3 separate regions of the Mus musculus genome follow, and regions 1 and 3 are each linked to region 2. A link is a loop called in an ENCODE intact Hi-C map of the cell type or tissue named here. Cell type or tissue: left cerebral cortex. All regions are shown on one strand. Region 1 holds the start of Cfl2 (cofilin 2, muscle). Region 2 holds the start of Snx6 (sorting nexin 6). Region 3 has its middle 4.6 kb from the start of Gm22513.

Region 1 (5,000 bases), 68 kb before region 2:
GCTCAGCAATTGTGAGCACTGGTCGTTCTTCCAAAGACCTGTGTTTGATCCCCAGCACCCACATGGCAGCCCACAACCATCTGTGACATCAGTTCTAAGGGAACTGGAGCCCTCTCTGACCTCCATGGTGCACAGATATGATACAAACAATTCATACATATAAAATAAAAATCTATCAAATCTCAATTAAAAGAACTTGAAATACTTTGGGGGGAAGGTTGTTAAGCAAATGATCTCAGGAAACTGGATTTCCACAAAAAAAAAAAAAAAGGAGAATGGTCTCACTCTACATGGACCCACAAATTTAAGATGGATCTAAAACCTTCGTGTGAGACTCCAAACTTTGAGACTGCTAGAGGAAAATACAGGAAAAGTATTTCAAGATATAGGTCTAGGCAATGATTCTCTAAAAAGGACTCCAATACCTCGGGAAATAATACCAATAACTGGCAAATAGACCACACGAGGCAAACAGCTTCAGCACAGCAAAGGCAGAAGGCAGAGGGAGATGATAACGACACGTGAGATGTGTAAGTCATAATGTTAACTACTAATAAAATAGGCCAGCACACCTTTAATCCCAGAACTCAGGACACAGAGGCAGGCAGATCTCTGTAGGCTAACCTGGTCTGCATAGCAAATTCAGGCCAGTCAGTCCTACACATATAGTGAGACCCTGTCTCAAATAAATAAATAAATAAATAAATAAATAAATAAATAGATAAATAGATAAATAGATAAATAGATAAATAGACAAATAGACAAATAAATAAATAAATATTGAAAGGACAAGTTACATTGGGTCAGCAATAGGCTTTACCAGAATAGCAGGTTTCTACTCTTGGCTTGTTTAGTTGATGCCAGCTGTCCTACATGGGACTTCATTATACAATTCCTAAAAGCAAGCACTCTTTTTTTTTTAATTAGGTATTTTCCTCATTTACATTTCCAATGCTATCCCAAAAGTCCCCCATACCCTCCCCCCACCCCCTACCCACCCACTCCCACTTTTTGGCCCTGGCGTTCCCCTGTACTAGGGCATATAAAGTTTGCAAGTCCAATGGGCCTCTCTTTCCAGTGATGGCTGACTAGGCCATCTTTTGATACATATGCAGCTAGAGTCAAGAGCTCCCGGGTACTGGTTAGTTCATAATGTTGTTCCACCTATAGGGTTGCAGATCCCTTTAGCTCCTTGGGTATTTTCTCTAGCTCCTCCATTGGGGGTCCTGTGATCCATCCAATAGCTGACTGTGAGCATCCACTTATGTGTTTGCTAGGCCCTGGCGTAGTCTCACTAGAGACAGCTATATCAGGGTCCTATCCGCACAATCTTGCTAGTGTATGCAATGGTGTCAGCGTTTGGAGGCTGATTATGGGATGGATCCCTGGATATGGCAGTCTCTAGATGGTCCATCCTTTTGTCTCAGCTCCAATTTTTTTGTTTTTGTTTGTTTGTTTGTTTTTTTTTTTTGAGTGAATTCCTGTATAGCCCTGGCTGTCGTGGAACTCACTCTGTAGACCAGGCTGGCCTCGAACTCAGAAATCCGCCTGCCTCTGCCTCCCCAGTGCTGGGATTAAAGGCATGCGCCACCACTGCCCGGCAATTTTTTTTTTATTTTACTATTTATTTTTTTACTTATTCACTTTACATTCTGCTCATTGCCCACCTCCAAGTCACCCCCTCCCACAATCCTTTCTCCATGCTCAAGAAGCACTCACTCTTAAGAACAAACTAGGGCTGGAGAGATGGCTCAGTAGTTAAGAACACTGACTGCTCTTCCAAAGGTCCTGAGTTTAAATCCCAGCAACTACAAGGTGGCTCACAACCACCTATAAGGATATCTGATGCCCTCTTCTGGTGTGTCTGAAGTCAGCTACAGTGTACTTATGTATAATAATAAATCTGTGGGCCTGAGAAAGTAGAGTGGACCGGAGCACCCACAACAGGCAGCTCAGGCAGCTCACAATGGTCTGCCACTCTTGCAACTCTAGCTCCAGTGATCAAACATCTTCTGGCTACTAAGGGCACCCACACACACATAGCAGACCTTCACACAGATACACCTACATGTACACTGAGTAAAAACAAAAGGATTTTTTACATTTATTTTTTATGTGTGTGCACATGTGCAGGTGTTTGTGAAGGTTAGGAGAGGGAGTCAGGGTCCATGGAGCTGAGCTCACAGGTGACGACTGCCTGTGTGCTGCCTGACATGGGGATAGGGTACCACCAAGCTCGATGACTTAAGTTTAATTCCCAGGGCCCACACGGTAGAGGAGAAATGACTCCCACAGCACACCTATTCACACACACACACACACACACACACACACACACACACACACTCTCTCTCTCTCTCTCTCACACACACACACACACACACACACGATTTCAACACAATTACCAAATCAAATGTGTCAGGCCCTTTTCTCTCCACATATAAACATTTATTTTTCTAGTAATCTCAATACATCCCATTTACAGGGGAAAAGAAACGTAACTTGAGCAGTTTCTGGTTTTACTTGGATTATAATTCTGTCCAAGGTATCTCCAGAGACTTTTTGTGACCTCACCCTCTTCTTGCAGAATTCCAGGTATAAGCCAACATTCCTGCTTCTCATTCTGCCTTTGCTTAGTACTTCAATCACTAAGGTAATATTTATAGTGTTCGTTCTCCTTTTAGTAATAAGAGGGGTCTAAACCCAGGGAGGTGGTGCTTGCCTGTAATCCCAACACCTGCAGGATGGAGGCGGGATCCGTTCAAGGTCATCTGCAGTTACTTCATGAATCAAGAGACCCGCAAAAGACTCCAAACGAGATCCTGTCTCAATTCAAACACACAAAGAAGAATAAGATCTTAACGATTCATTCAAAGTCGGGGCTTTCCAAAGGGGTCCCGAAAGGTTACAATCCGGACCCTTTCCGTGGAAAGCGCAAGTGAATGAAGCAAAGAGCTCTCTACCCGACCACCACACCCCGTTTCCTCACGTCACAACCCCCCAGAGCAGCGCCAGGAGCCCGCGAACCGCTCGAGCGTTGAACCCGGATTGGTCGCTACGACCATCCCTGTCAGCATCGGGGCTCCCGCCGCCGCTGCGCGTGGTTCTGCTAGCGGTTCTGGAGCTCCGGGGTCAGGCGGAGGACAGCGGCGGGGGCGGGGCCTGACCACGTGACCGCCCCCGCCCCGCCCGCCCTGCGGCCCTCCAGCCCGCCGCCCGCCCGCCCGGCTGCAGCTCCCGGCGTGCCCTGCACTCTCTGCTGCCCGCCGCCGACCCCTCCTTCTTCTCGTCCCAGTGCCACCGAGCCGGAGTCCGAGCCACCGCCGCCGCAGCCACTTCAGCCGCGGGCACTATGGTAAGGTGGGCGCGCCGGCGGGGGAATGCTGGGCGCGGCGCGGATCCCCGCGCGGCCGCCATCTTAACCCTGCCTGGGCCTGTGCGGTGGGCGCTTCGGCGCTGCGGGCCGAGGGCTCGAGGCCCTGCGGCCGCTCCGAGTCCCGAGGCGGGAGGGCCCGGCGCAGGCCCGGCGCGAGAGGGTCGCTCCTTGGGCCAGGGCCCCCGCGTGTTGCTCTGCCCTGCGCGGCTTAAGGTTTTTAACTCGCGCGCTGTAAGGTTGGTACGTGGCCAGCAGCCTCTGGGTGAGGGTCTAGGAGGCCGGCCATAACGCCGTTCCGAGGAGATTGAACAGGTAGAAACCTATTTTAAAACGCTTTTCTCGCCGTAGGGAGCCTTTTCACGGGATCTGTTAGTTTCAAAGCGGCTGCCAATGGGCGGTGGGGCGTAATCGCTGTAGCCGCAGCGGGTTGGAGTTTACACTTGATTCTCTTTCCTTATGTGGAAGCAGCCGTGGCTAAGACGGCTTTAAAGAAAGAAAAAAAAAATAGTAGAAGCGTTAACTGAAATCCTGGAGTGTTTTTTTTTAAGGCCTGCAGAGTTGACACAATACAGAAGGTATTTTTGCTGCTGCTCCTGAAGCTCTGACATCACCCAGTGAAATAGGAAACATTTCAGGCATGGCTCAACTGTATTTGTCCCTTCCCACCTCCCGTTAGCGGTTCTCTCCGTACTCCTTTAAGAAGGATGAATGAGCAGTATGAGTTAGACATTTTACCCGTATCTTCTTCTGATATTTAAAATTGACAGACCTAATAGGACTGCTTACGTTGTTTGGTGCAGTTTTTTAATACTCTGGCCAGACTGAAGTCTATGATTTTGGTTAAAACCGAAATCCTTATTCTAAATTCCCACCCTTTGTTTGTTTTCAGGCATCTGGAGTTACAGTGAATGATGAAGTCATCAAAGTTTTTAATGATATGAAAGTAAGAAAATCTTCTACACAGGAGGAGATCAAAAAAAGAAAGAAAGCAGTTCTCTTCTGTTTGAGCGATGACAAAAGACAAATAATTGTAGAGGAAGCCAAGCAGATCTTGGTGGGTGACATTGGTGACACTGTAGAGGACCCCTACACATCTTTTGTGAAGTTGTTGCCTCTGAATGATTGCCGATATGCTTTGTACGATGCCACGTACGAAACAAAAGAGTCTAAGAAAGAAGACCTAGTATTTATATTCTGGTGTGTAAAAACAAAAGAAAAAAAGTACTTCTAAAAGTGCAAGGATTATTATTATCAGAGTCAGTTTTTGCCTTTGTTTTTCTTTTGAAATTCAACATTTTCTCCCCCGTAGGGCTCCTGAAAGTGCACCGTTAAAAAGCAAGATGATTTATGCTAGCTCTAAAGATGCCATTAAAAAGAAATTTACAGGTACCAACATCGACTGTTCTGTACAAAAAAAAAAAATTTTTTTTTTTACTCTTTCTTAGTTATAAGGTTAATGAGGTGTGTTTTTCTTTTCCGTTTTAGGTATTAAACATGAGTGGCAAGTAAATGGCTTGGACGATATTAAGGACCGCTCGACGCTGGGAGAGAAACTGGGGGGCAGTGTTGTAGTTTCCCTTGAAGGAAAGCCACTATAAAATAATAGCCAAGTGCCATTTGATCT
Region 2 (5,000 bases):
AAGAGATTAGATCCCATTACAGATGGTTGTGAGCCACCATGTGGTGGCTGGGAATTGAACTCAGGACCCCTGAAAGAGCAGTTAGTACCCTTAACCACTGAACCATCTCTCCAGCCCCCTAAAAAACCCTTAAAGTAAATTCAATGGTCTCTCTAAGACCATGGTTGAGAGGAAGTTCTTATTATAGATACAAGAGAGGGTACAATCAATTGGAAGAATCCAGAGCAAGGAGAGAAAGTAGAATTTACAGGAGCAGCAGACTGGACCAGGGCATGAAAGGAGAAAGGGGGGTGGGGAGAGTGAAAGAGGGAAGGAAAAGAGAGACAAGAGAGAGGGGACCAAGAGATCACATAGGGGGCTGGAGAGATGGCTCAGTGGTTAAGAGCACCGAACGCTCTTCCGAAGGTCCTGAGTTCAAATCCCAGAAACCACATGGTGGCTCACAACCATCTGTAAGGAGATCTGACGCCCTCTTCTGCAGTGTCTGAAGACAGCTACAGTGTACTTACATAGAGAGAGAGAGAGAGAGAGAGAGAGAGAGAGAGAGAGAGAACATGGTCGGAATGCACTGGGGAGGGGAAGCCTGTGAGCTGGAGACGTTTAGGGTAGGGGCAGGGTGAGAAGAGCTAAGAGGAGCTGGGCTGCCATCATGGGCCCTGTAGTAGATATTTGAGATGCTGAGAGCCTGGAGGCTGGCCAGCATGTGCACTTTGGTCATTTCAGACTTTTTGTTGATGATAAAGGGCAATGGAATCTCTCTGTAACTGCTTCTTGGCTGAAATTAGGGTGTCATTGTCAGAGCCAGGAAGGCTGAGATGCTAGTAAGGCCAGGGGTGGAGAGAAGATTCACACCAGCAGATCGTTATTTACATGTATATGTGTAGGAAGGGAGGTGGAGAAAATGAGTCAATTGCAGACACGGTGGTATTTGTTTGGATGTGAGGCATGAGGAGATGAAGGATCTGAAGAGGACAAGTCGAAACCAGGCTTGGACCTTGAGAGTGATGATGTCATTAAGTGGAGACACAATAGTCCGGGCGGTGGTGGCACACGCCTTTAATCCCAGCACTTGGGAGGCAGAGGCAGAGGCAGGCAGATTTCTGAGTCAGAAGCCAGCCTGGTCTACAGAGTGAGTTCCAGGACAGCCAGGCCTATACAGAGAAACCCTGTCTCTAAATAAATAAATAAATAAATAAATAAATAAAAGTGGAGACACAGCTTTGCTTGAGTGATCCTTTGTAGAAGTGAAGTGTGGTAAGTTAGAAATGATTATTTTTATAAAATTTATTTATTTATTGGTTTTGTGTGTGTGAAAGGACAATCTGCAGTACCATTCTACCTTGTGGGTCAGTCCTGGGGCTTGAACTCAGGCCTCTAGGCTTAGCAGCAAGTACTTTTCCTCACTGCTAAACCAACATGCTGGCCCAAGGGATTATTTTCTTGAAGCATCTGTGGATGCTCCTTTCCTGCTACTCAGCTGGACAGTTAGATCAGGTCTGGCGATTGTTTCTTAGTATACAGGCAAGGAATACTCTTGTAATGAGAACGGCTCTGTTTTTATAGTGCTCGGTCATTAGCACCCCAAACTGAGGTAGTTATTACTTCCCCAGCAGTAAAAGCTTGATTATAGCCCCTGTCTGCTTATTGTGTGAAGGCTTTTGGCTCCTGAAACTTCCACAGGCAATATGGTATTAATGGTGATTAATCATCATGTAACTCAATACAAAGACAAGAATATTTACTGTGACTTCCTGGGAGTACTGGTACAGTTTTTTAGGGGCCCTCGGGGGCAAGAGACGTGGACCGTTCTCCGGGTGGCCCTGGGGCCTTCCCAAGCCTGAGCTCGCCAGCAGTGAGCAGCGACTATCGCTCTGGGCCAACCCTCCCTCTTACCTGGAGCAAAGGACCCTGCGTCCTTTCCCCTTCAGGGACTGCTCCCCCTCCTAGAGCGGGCGGGGGGCGGGGCTGGCGCTCGGCTCCGCCCTCCGCCCCACCCGCGCGGCCGACTAGGTTCGTGGCCTTGCTTGTGCGACTGCGCGAGCCCTGGACTCGAAGCAGCCATGATGGTGGGTGTTCACGGCGGCGCCGAACTCGGGGCGCGCGGTGGGGGCGGCGGGCGCGGGGACGGCGCGGGCTGGGCGCTAATGTCTCTCTTTGTGTCTCCCCCTTTCCCTGCCTCCCCTTCGGTGTGCTGGGCCCGCCGACCCCACAGGAAGGCCTGGATGACGGCCCCGACTTCCTCTCGGAGGAAGACCGCGGAGTAAGTTGTGTCTTCTGTGGTCTCGACCCTCGGTCCCTCCCCCGCCGTGGCCCGAGAAGGGGTCCAGGCTGCGCTGCCGCCCTGGGTCGCCCTCCCGACCTCCGCGACGCGCGCCCCGCCCTTCTGCAGCCCTTCGTCCCTGGGGTCGGGCGCTTCTCGGTTCCGCTGGTCCCGTGGCCGCTTTCTCGCCCTAGGTGGGCGATCCAACCCTGTGCTGAGCTTGCTTTTCCCAGGCCCCGCTGCAGGTGGGGTGGCCGGGTTGGAACGCCCCCATCCTTGACTCTCTGGGCCACGAAACCCATTTTCAGACCTTCCCGGTGGTACCGTCAAAATCTTTCTGTGGCTTTCTGGAACCTCGTTTCTCCTTTCTCTGCTGAATGGTATGGATTTGGTCTAAATTTACTCTTTTGTAATGATTTTTTTGCAATCAGCAAATCTCAGTTTTGCCCTAAAAGATTTTTAAAGAACGGGTCGCTTTCAGTATCTTTACTTTTTCTAGTATATTCCTCAATCCCCATCCTTTTCAGGATTCTCTCGATATTGTCTCCCATCTCTAGCTCATGTTAAGGTATGACTTACAAAATAATAATTTATATAAAGATGTACAGCGTGATATTTTGATGCGTGTAGAGGTTGTGAAATAATTACCATTGTCAAGTTAATGAACACAGACCTCACTCGGGACCTTACTCAGGTACCTTCATTTTCTTTTTTGAGGAGAGCACTTGGTCTGCTCTCAGCAGAGTTTCAAGTATCCATTATTATTAGTCACTCCACTGTACATTAAGTATCCAGAACTTAAAACTGAAAGTTTGTATCCTTTGACCACTCTCCCCCCTCCCCGCTTCCTGCCCCTTGTTCAAAGGTCTCATTTCTCGCTCCCACTGCATCCCCCCAGCAGCACTCCATTTGTCTTAGTGAAAGATAGCATTGCATGTAGAGCCTTGTACAGGTGCACTGTTACTAATGTATGACTGCCACTAAGCAAAGTTTCATTGTCACCATTTTATCACTCAGCAGCTCACACTTGTCCAGAAACTTGGTTTGAAACAAGTTTCCTTGTACAAAGCAATTTTTTTCCTGCCTCCCAAGTGTGGATGTGGTGCATGCCTCCTAGCCTAGTTTTCCTTTTGTTTTCTATTTTGCGGCTACTTATCCATCCTAGAAAATGTGAGAGATGCAGGTGTTAGTGGATTCAGGATAGATGGTAACCGTGCAGGATATTGTTGTTGGTAAGAGATTCTTTGTCTGTGTGGTGGGTAGGTGCAACTGTGTACAAACAAGTTCTGTAGAGGTCAGACAGTGTCAGACCCCAGAGGCTGGTGTCACAGGTGGTTTTGAGAGCAATCTGTGTGGATGCTGGGAGCTGAATTCAGGTCTGTAAGAGCAGTGTGCCCTAACTCCTGAAGTCATCTCAGCAGCCCCTGAAGCAGTTTTAAAGAGTTAGTGTCACAGAGGGGCACATACTACTGCTGATCTGTTTCCTTCCTCCAGATAGTCCCGTCTGTTCTGCTTTTCTGTCATATGTGTTCCATTGCAGAGAACAACTTCGCAGACCCAGCTCTCTCCTACTTGTATGTGGGTTCTGGGATTGAACTCCGGTTGTTAGCAAGCACTTCACTTACCTAGCCATCTTGCAGGCCAAGGTTGGGGTTTAATAAAGCTATTTAATTCAGGCTTAAGCATGAGGGTTAGGAAAGAGCCACTCTCTTGGAAAGAAAGACAGGCACACCCAAGAGCATGGGATGTAAGTTTCTCTAAGGTGTCTTTAAAAGTCCTGTGGTGTGGATAGAGACTCCTCACCGGGGACCTGAGAGTAGCAGCCAGATGCTTTTTTGTTTTTTTCCAAGACAGGGTTTCTCTGTGTAGCCCTGGCTGTCCTGGAACTCACTCTGTAGACCAGGCTGGCCTCGAACTCAGAAATACACCTGCCTCTGCCTCCTAAATGCTGGGATTAAAGGCGTGTGCCACCATTCCCAGCTTCCAGATACTTTTGTAAATGATAAATGAACTCCCTCAGTTTACATAGCAGCTTCATTTGATTTCTGGTTTCTAAAATTTAACCTCTAGTTAACTATAAAACAATGCTTATGTGTATTAATTACAAAGAGAGAGAGAGAGAGAGATTTGGATAAGACAGAATTAGAATTTACTAATTGTATTTTGGGGTTTGTTTTGTTTGATGTTTTGAGACAGGGTCTTGCTTTGTAGCTATGACTGGCCAGGAATTCATAAAGACTTGCTTGCCCCTCCTCCTCAGTACTAAGCTTAAAGGCATGAGCCACTGCCCAGCATATTTTGGACTTTAAGGGAAAAGAAGTGGGGTTGAAAATGAGAGGTGAGTGTAAGACCTTGGCCTCGATCCTTGATTCTGGAAATAAAATAGGAGAAACTAGCAGTTAATTGATGAAACGAGATTAGTTTTAGTTTCAGTTAAACTGATTGTTCTAAAAGCATGTAGTCTTCCTTGTTTTAGATAAAAAACTGTCTTTTGCCGGGCGCACGCCTTTAATCCCAGCACTCGGGAGGCAGAGGCAGGTGGATTTCTGAGTTCGAGGCTAGCCTGGTCTACAAAGTGAGTTCCAGGACAGCCAGGGCTATACAGAGAAACCCTGTCTCGAAAAACCAAAAAAAAAAAAAAAAAAAAAACCTGTGTTTTGTAGTCTACCATAAAAAGCAAATAGGAATTGTTTGAGTGTTAATTTTTGTTTGGTTGGTTGATTTTGGTTTTTCAAAACAG
Region 3 (5,000 bases), 94 kb after region 2:
CACTCATCTGAAAATAGAATCGGGTTGGAGAGCGGTTTCGGTGACTGAGCACACCGGCTGCTCTTCCCTAGGACCCTTGGTTGATTTCCCAGCATCCACTACACTGAAGCTCTGGTTCTGGGGATCTTACGTTCTCCGTTCTCCTCTACCCCACCTCCCCGATTTCTGGCCTTCTCCAGCACTGCACTTGGAGCAGACAGACAGAAGGGCAGGCAAAAGAGCTCATACAGAGTAAATAAAGAATAAGCAAAAAATGTAATAAAAATTTTCAGAATACTCACTACTTTCTGCTCCTAAAGCAACCACCTTTTTTTGTTTGTTTTGTTTTTTTGTTTTTTTGTTTTTCGAGACAGGGTTTCTCTGTGTAGCCCTGGCTGTCCTGGAACTCACTCTGTAGACCAGGCTGGCCTCGAAGTCAGAAATCCGCCTGCCTCTGCCTCCCAAGTGCTGGGATTATAGGCGTGCGCCATCACGCCCGGCGCGACCACTTTTTAAAAAACAAAATAACCTACGGGTAAGAGAACCGCCGCGTCCTTTGTCCCTCTTCCATTTCTCGGCTATTACACAACACCTTCACATTTCTGAAGCACGGCACCAACATTTATTAGTCCTCACAACATCCCTGTGAGGTAGGTCAACATGTCCTTTATAGCAGAGAACGGAGGAGCCAGAAGAGGCTCTTGCCCATACCGGATTGAGGCTTCAAGAGCAGCTGGTGAAGACCGAGGGGGGGCGGGCGGGGGAGGCGGGGGGGGGGGGAATCCAGAAGCAAGGGCCCTTGGTCCTGCACTCACCCACTGGGACACGCGTGGGTGTATTTCTACCAATTAGGGTTACTGCACACAAAGGAGAAAAACGATGTTTGGGCGGACAACAGGAAAACCAACGTTGGAACGGCACCGGCAAACATGTCAAGAGAGCAAGCACACTAACCAGCAGAGGGAGGAGGCTGGGTCGATGTGCTCTGAGAGAGGCTGGGTCTGGGTCTTGGGTAGACCCTGACGCGGAATAATCAGGGTGGTTTGGAGAAATGTAAACAAACTAGGAACCCTTTCCAGGGTGACCGGCCCAAGTCCCCGTTATTTCTTGCCAATGGCCAGCTTTGGTATTTGTGGAGTGGGTTAATGGATGATGATAGACCATAGGGGTTAGAACAATATATCCATCCTGATACTGTTGGGTTGCTGCCTAAAGCGGCTAATGATTAGAGACATTACTCAGCAGACTTTTCTCTTGGGGAACAAAGCTTAATATCCTGGGGTTTATACTCCTGTGGCCAGCGAAAAATTGTGAACTCTTTTAACTCCTTGGAGCCAGTGAGAAAAAAAAGGAAAGAGAAAAAATTCAGACACACATACACACACAGACAGAGTGGAGGAAATTAAAGGCAGATTCAAATACCTTCATAATACTAATACATACATACATACATACATACATACATACAGACAGACACATATTCACACAAAGAATGAATGGGACAAAGCTCCAGCAAGCAGGTTCCAATCATTTCACACATAGATATATGCATATATATACATATATGCATATATGCACACATACACATACATATTCATACCTGGTAGATGAATGGAAGCAAAGTTCCAACAAACAGACCCCTAGAATCTCACACTTACACATACATACATACATACCTACATACATACTTACATACATACCTATATACACACACAATTCGTGGATGAAGCAAGCGCCAACACACACCCAGACAAGTTTTATATACATACATAATACGTACATATTTGATAGATGGAACATAGTTTCAACACTTTTTCACATAAACTTTACACATATACATACACACACAAATTTATTCTTTCTTCCATGTCTTATATATCTCAGTACAATTTTTCAAGCAGTATAAAATTACAAAATTCATTTTAGCTTTCCTCTAGTGAATGACTATGAAAAAACTGTGTTCCCCAATACCTTTACAAGAAAAAACATTATGTAGTGCAGGTAAAGAAAACAAATTATTCCCAAGAGCCCATGTACAGTCATATCTAAGCAACTTGTTATAGATTATCAAAGTGTAAGCAAGCAAGATAGTTTTCTCGGCCCGTTTCTCTTACTGTCAGGCAGCAGTATATAGTTAAAAACAAAGGATTAATTATTTTATCTATCTTTAAAAGTAATCTTATAAGAATCTTAAAAGAATCATAGCTTTTCCTACTTGGGTCCAGCAGAATGGCTCCCACAAAGAAGGGTGGCGAGAAGAAGAAGGGCTGTTCTGCCATCAACGAGGTGGTGACCCGAGAATACACCATCAACATTCACAAGCGCATCCATGGCGTGGGCTTCAAGAAGCGTGCTCCTCGGGCACTCAAAGAAATTCGGGAGTTTGCCATGAAGGAAATGGGGACACCAGATGTGCGCATTGACACCAGGCTCAATAAAGCCATCTGGGCCAAGGGAATAAGGAACGTTCCATATCGCATCCGAGTACGCTTGTCCAGAAAACGTAATGAGGATGAGGATTCCCCAAACAAGCACTACACGCTGGTAACTTACGTGCCTGTTACCACATTCAAAAATCTACAGACGGTCAATGTGGATGAGAACTAACCTGCTCATGTCAAATAAAGTGGCAGAACTGCCAAAAAAAAAAAAAAATCATAAATCTAAACTTTTATATAAAAATCAGTCATATCCTCTACCTTAAATCCTTAAAATGCACATCTACTCATCAGCAGTGATGATTTCTTATTAAATCATATCAGGAAGCTGAGGGCAAAATGGCTATAAGAAACCAGTTGGGGCTGGAGAGATGGCTCAGCGGTGAAGAGCACTGGCTGTTCTTCCAGAGGTCCTGACTTCAAATCCCAGCAACCACATGGTGGCTCCCAACCATCTGTAATGGGATCTGATGCCCTTTTCTGGTGTGTGTGAAAACAGCTACAGTGTACTCACATACATAAAATAAATAAATCTTTTTTAAAAAATTAGTCGGGCTGGAGAGATGGCTCAGTGGTTAAGAGCACTGACTGCTCTTCCGAAGATTCTGAGTTCAAATCCCAGCAACCACATGATGGCTCACAACCATCCTTAATGACATCTGACTCCCTCTCCTGGTGTGTCTGAAGACAGCTACAGTGTACTTACATATAAAATAAATAATAAATAAATCTTTTAAAAAAATTAGTCATCACCAGTCCAGTCTCAGTGAGAGTAACATCAGACAGTGCAGTTCTTGTTCCCTGACCATAAAAGGCCCCTCGCTTAACTATTAAGAGTGTGCCTAGCCAGGCGTGGTGCCGCATGCCTTTAATCCCAGCACTCGGGAGGCAGAGGCAGGTGGATTTCTGAGTTCGAGGCCAGCCTGGTCTACAAAGTGAGTTCCAGGACAGCCAGGGCTACACAGAGAAACCCTGTCTCGGAAAAAAAAAAAAAAAAAAAAAAAAAAAAAAGTGTGTCTTTCTGAACTTCAAATCATTCCCTAAGATTTTCTACATCAGATCCAATAGCAAAAACATCTTAACCTAGCTTCACTAACAATTTTAGTTTTCCAAATGTTTTCTAAGGGTGGTGGTCACTGCTGACGATCTCCATGTGGTGACTGAATCATCAATCTGCTCTAGCAGTGGCGCTTGAAAGAGATCAAGCACGGTTATTATTGTTGTTATTGTTATTTTGGGAACTCACTCTGTAGACCAGGCTGGCCTCGAACTCAGAAATCCGCCTGCCTCTGCCTCCCAAGTGCTGGGATTAAAGGTGTGCGCCACAACTGCCCAGCCAAGCACCATTATTGCGAATGCCAGAGATGCTGCCCAGTGAGGGGCTGGGAGCCCCTTTAGAGTTTCCATACAATTCTTAGGTTAAAAGGGAAGCAAGGGCAGCAAGCATAGAGTCTTCCCTCAGGATATGTTAGTTGTCAGAGTCAGGCTTCAAACAAGGTGTCCCCATCACAGCTGTGCTAACTCGTGGGCAGCATTCCATGAATTCTAAAGCCATTTGCCCTTCCTCCTGCATGACCCTCAGCAGTTTCCAAATAGGTGAGGACTAAGACAAAACAAAAACAAAAACAAACCAGAAGCCCATCATGCAGCGTAACTCTAGACTGGGAACAAGGGCAATCACACCCACTCCCAGGCCAGCTGACAGAGAACCTCGGACTCCTGCATCCCGTTTACACCCCATCTTTCATTCTAGGAAACCTACTTTCCCCTTCACAGGCAAGAGCTCTTCTTTCTAGCAGACAGCTTTTCTTCTACGCTGCCACTCACTATGCAGCCATGGTAGCTACCCAGTGGCTCCGCTGACAAATGTCTCACGGTTAACTGGCAGAGCTACAGAAGGGATCTAGGGACCTATGATGTGCCTGCATTTTGGAGATAAGTGTCTGCCTTTGTCTAGCTGCACCTAGTGTAGTGCATTCAGAAAACCTGGTCACTCGACGTGTGGTTAAAGCATTCAGTGAACTTTGATTAGTCATTTCAGAAGGAATAAGGAAAGGAAAGGAGGGAAGGAAGGAAGGGAGGAGAAAGAAGGGAAAGAAAGAAAGACCTGCTTTGTACGAAGCAAAATATTGGGTTCTAGGGACTGAACTCAGGTCATGAGGCATGTGAAGCAAAGGCCTTCTTACCCGTTGAGTCTTCCCTCCCACCCACTCCCTACACCTCGGGTTTAAAGTGGCAGGGTTTAGTTATGGTGTGGTGACACATACTTCTGTTGGTAGAAGTCATTAAACCGGATGGAAAGTTTGTTCTTAGAGTAGATAATGTCAATCTGCCTGCCTCTGCCTTTCAGATGTTGAGAATAAAAAACACCACCTCTGGCCGGAGAAAGCTTTAATTTTGGGGAGGTGGGTGGGGGACAAGACATAGTTTCTCTCTGTATCCCTGGCTCTCTTGGAACTCAATTGGTAGACCAGGGTGGCCTCAAACTCAGAGATTGGCCTGTCTCTGCCTCCCAAGTTCTGGGATTAAAGGTGTGCACCATCACCACAAAGCAAGTTCTAATTTTTAAAATTTGTTTTGGAT

Evidence for each region. Hi-C counts contacts between places; a loop is a spot of excess contacts. Peaks named below come from ENCODE experiments on the same cell type or tissue, not always from the same donor. Only the 100,000 strongest peaks of a DNase experiment are listed, where the experiment ranks them.
Region 1: it touches region 2 in a loop (4-fold over the local background); 2 of 42 quality-filtered maps call a loop at or near these places.
Region 3: a loop joins it to region 2, with 11 times the contacts of the local background. A loop is called at or near these places in 2 of 42 quality-filtered maps.

Annotation. Positions count from the first base shown.
Region 1 is chr12:54,861,099-54,866,098 of GRCm38, reverse strand. Cfl2 (cofilin 2, muscle) reads left to right here and starts at 3,222. Exons shown (of 4, transcript NM_007688.2): 1 at 3,222-3,355; 2 at 4,266-4,573; 3 at 4,686-4,762; 4 at 4,862-5,000. The coding sequence starts at 3,353. The coding sequence ends at 4,974. In left cerebral cortex, CTCF peaks have their summits at 1,865 (motif pointing left) and 2,743; DNase peaks (open chromatin) are centred at 2,033, 3,152, 3,658 and 3,907; H3K4me3 peaks cover 2,557 bases; H3K27ac peaks cover 2,264 bases.
Region 2 is chr12:54,792,714-54,797,713 of GRCm38, reverse strand. It overlaps Snx6 (sorting nexin 6), which reads left to right and starts at 2,052. Exons shown (of 14, transcript NM_026998.3): 1 at 2,052-2,066; 2 at 2,213-2,260. The coding sequence starts at 2,061. In left cerebral cortex, no CTCF peak of the experiment used is centred here; DNase peaks (open chromatin) are centred at 2,019 and 2,459; H3K4me3 peaks cover 2,219 bases; H3K27ac peaks cover 1,231 bases.
Region 3 is chr12:54,698,915-54,703,914 of GRCm38, reverse strand. It overlaps the pseudogene Rpl31-ps17. Among named protein-coding and RNA genes, the nearest start is that of Gm22513, 4.6 kb to the right of the region's middle. In left cerebral cortex, no CTCF peak of the experiment used is centred here; no DNase peak of the experiment used is centred here.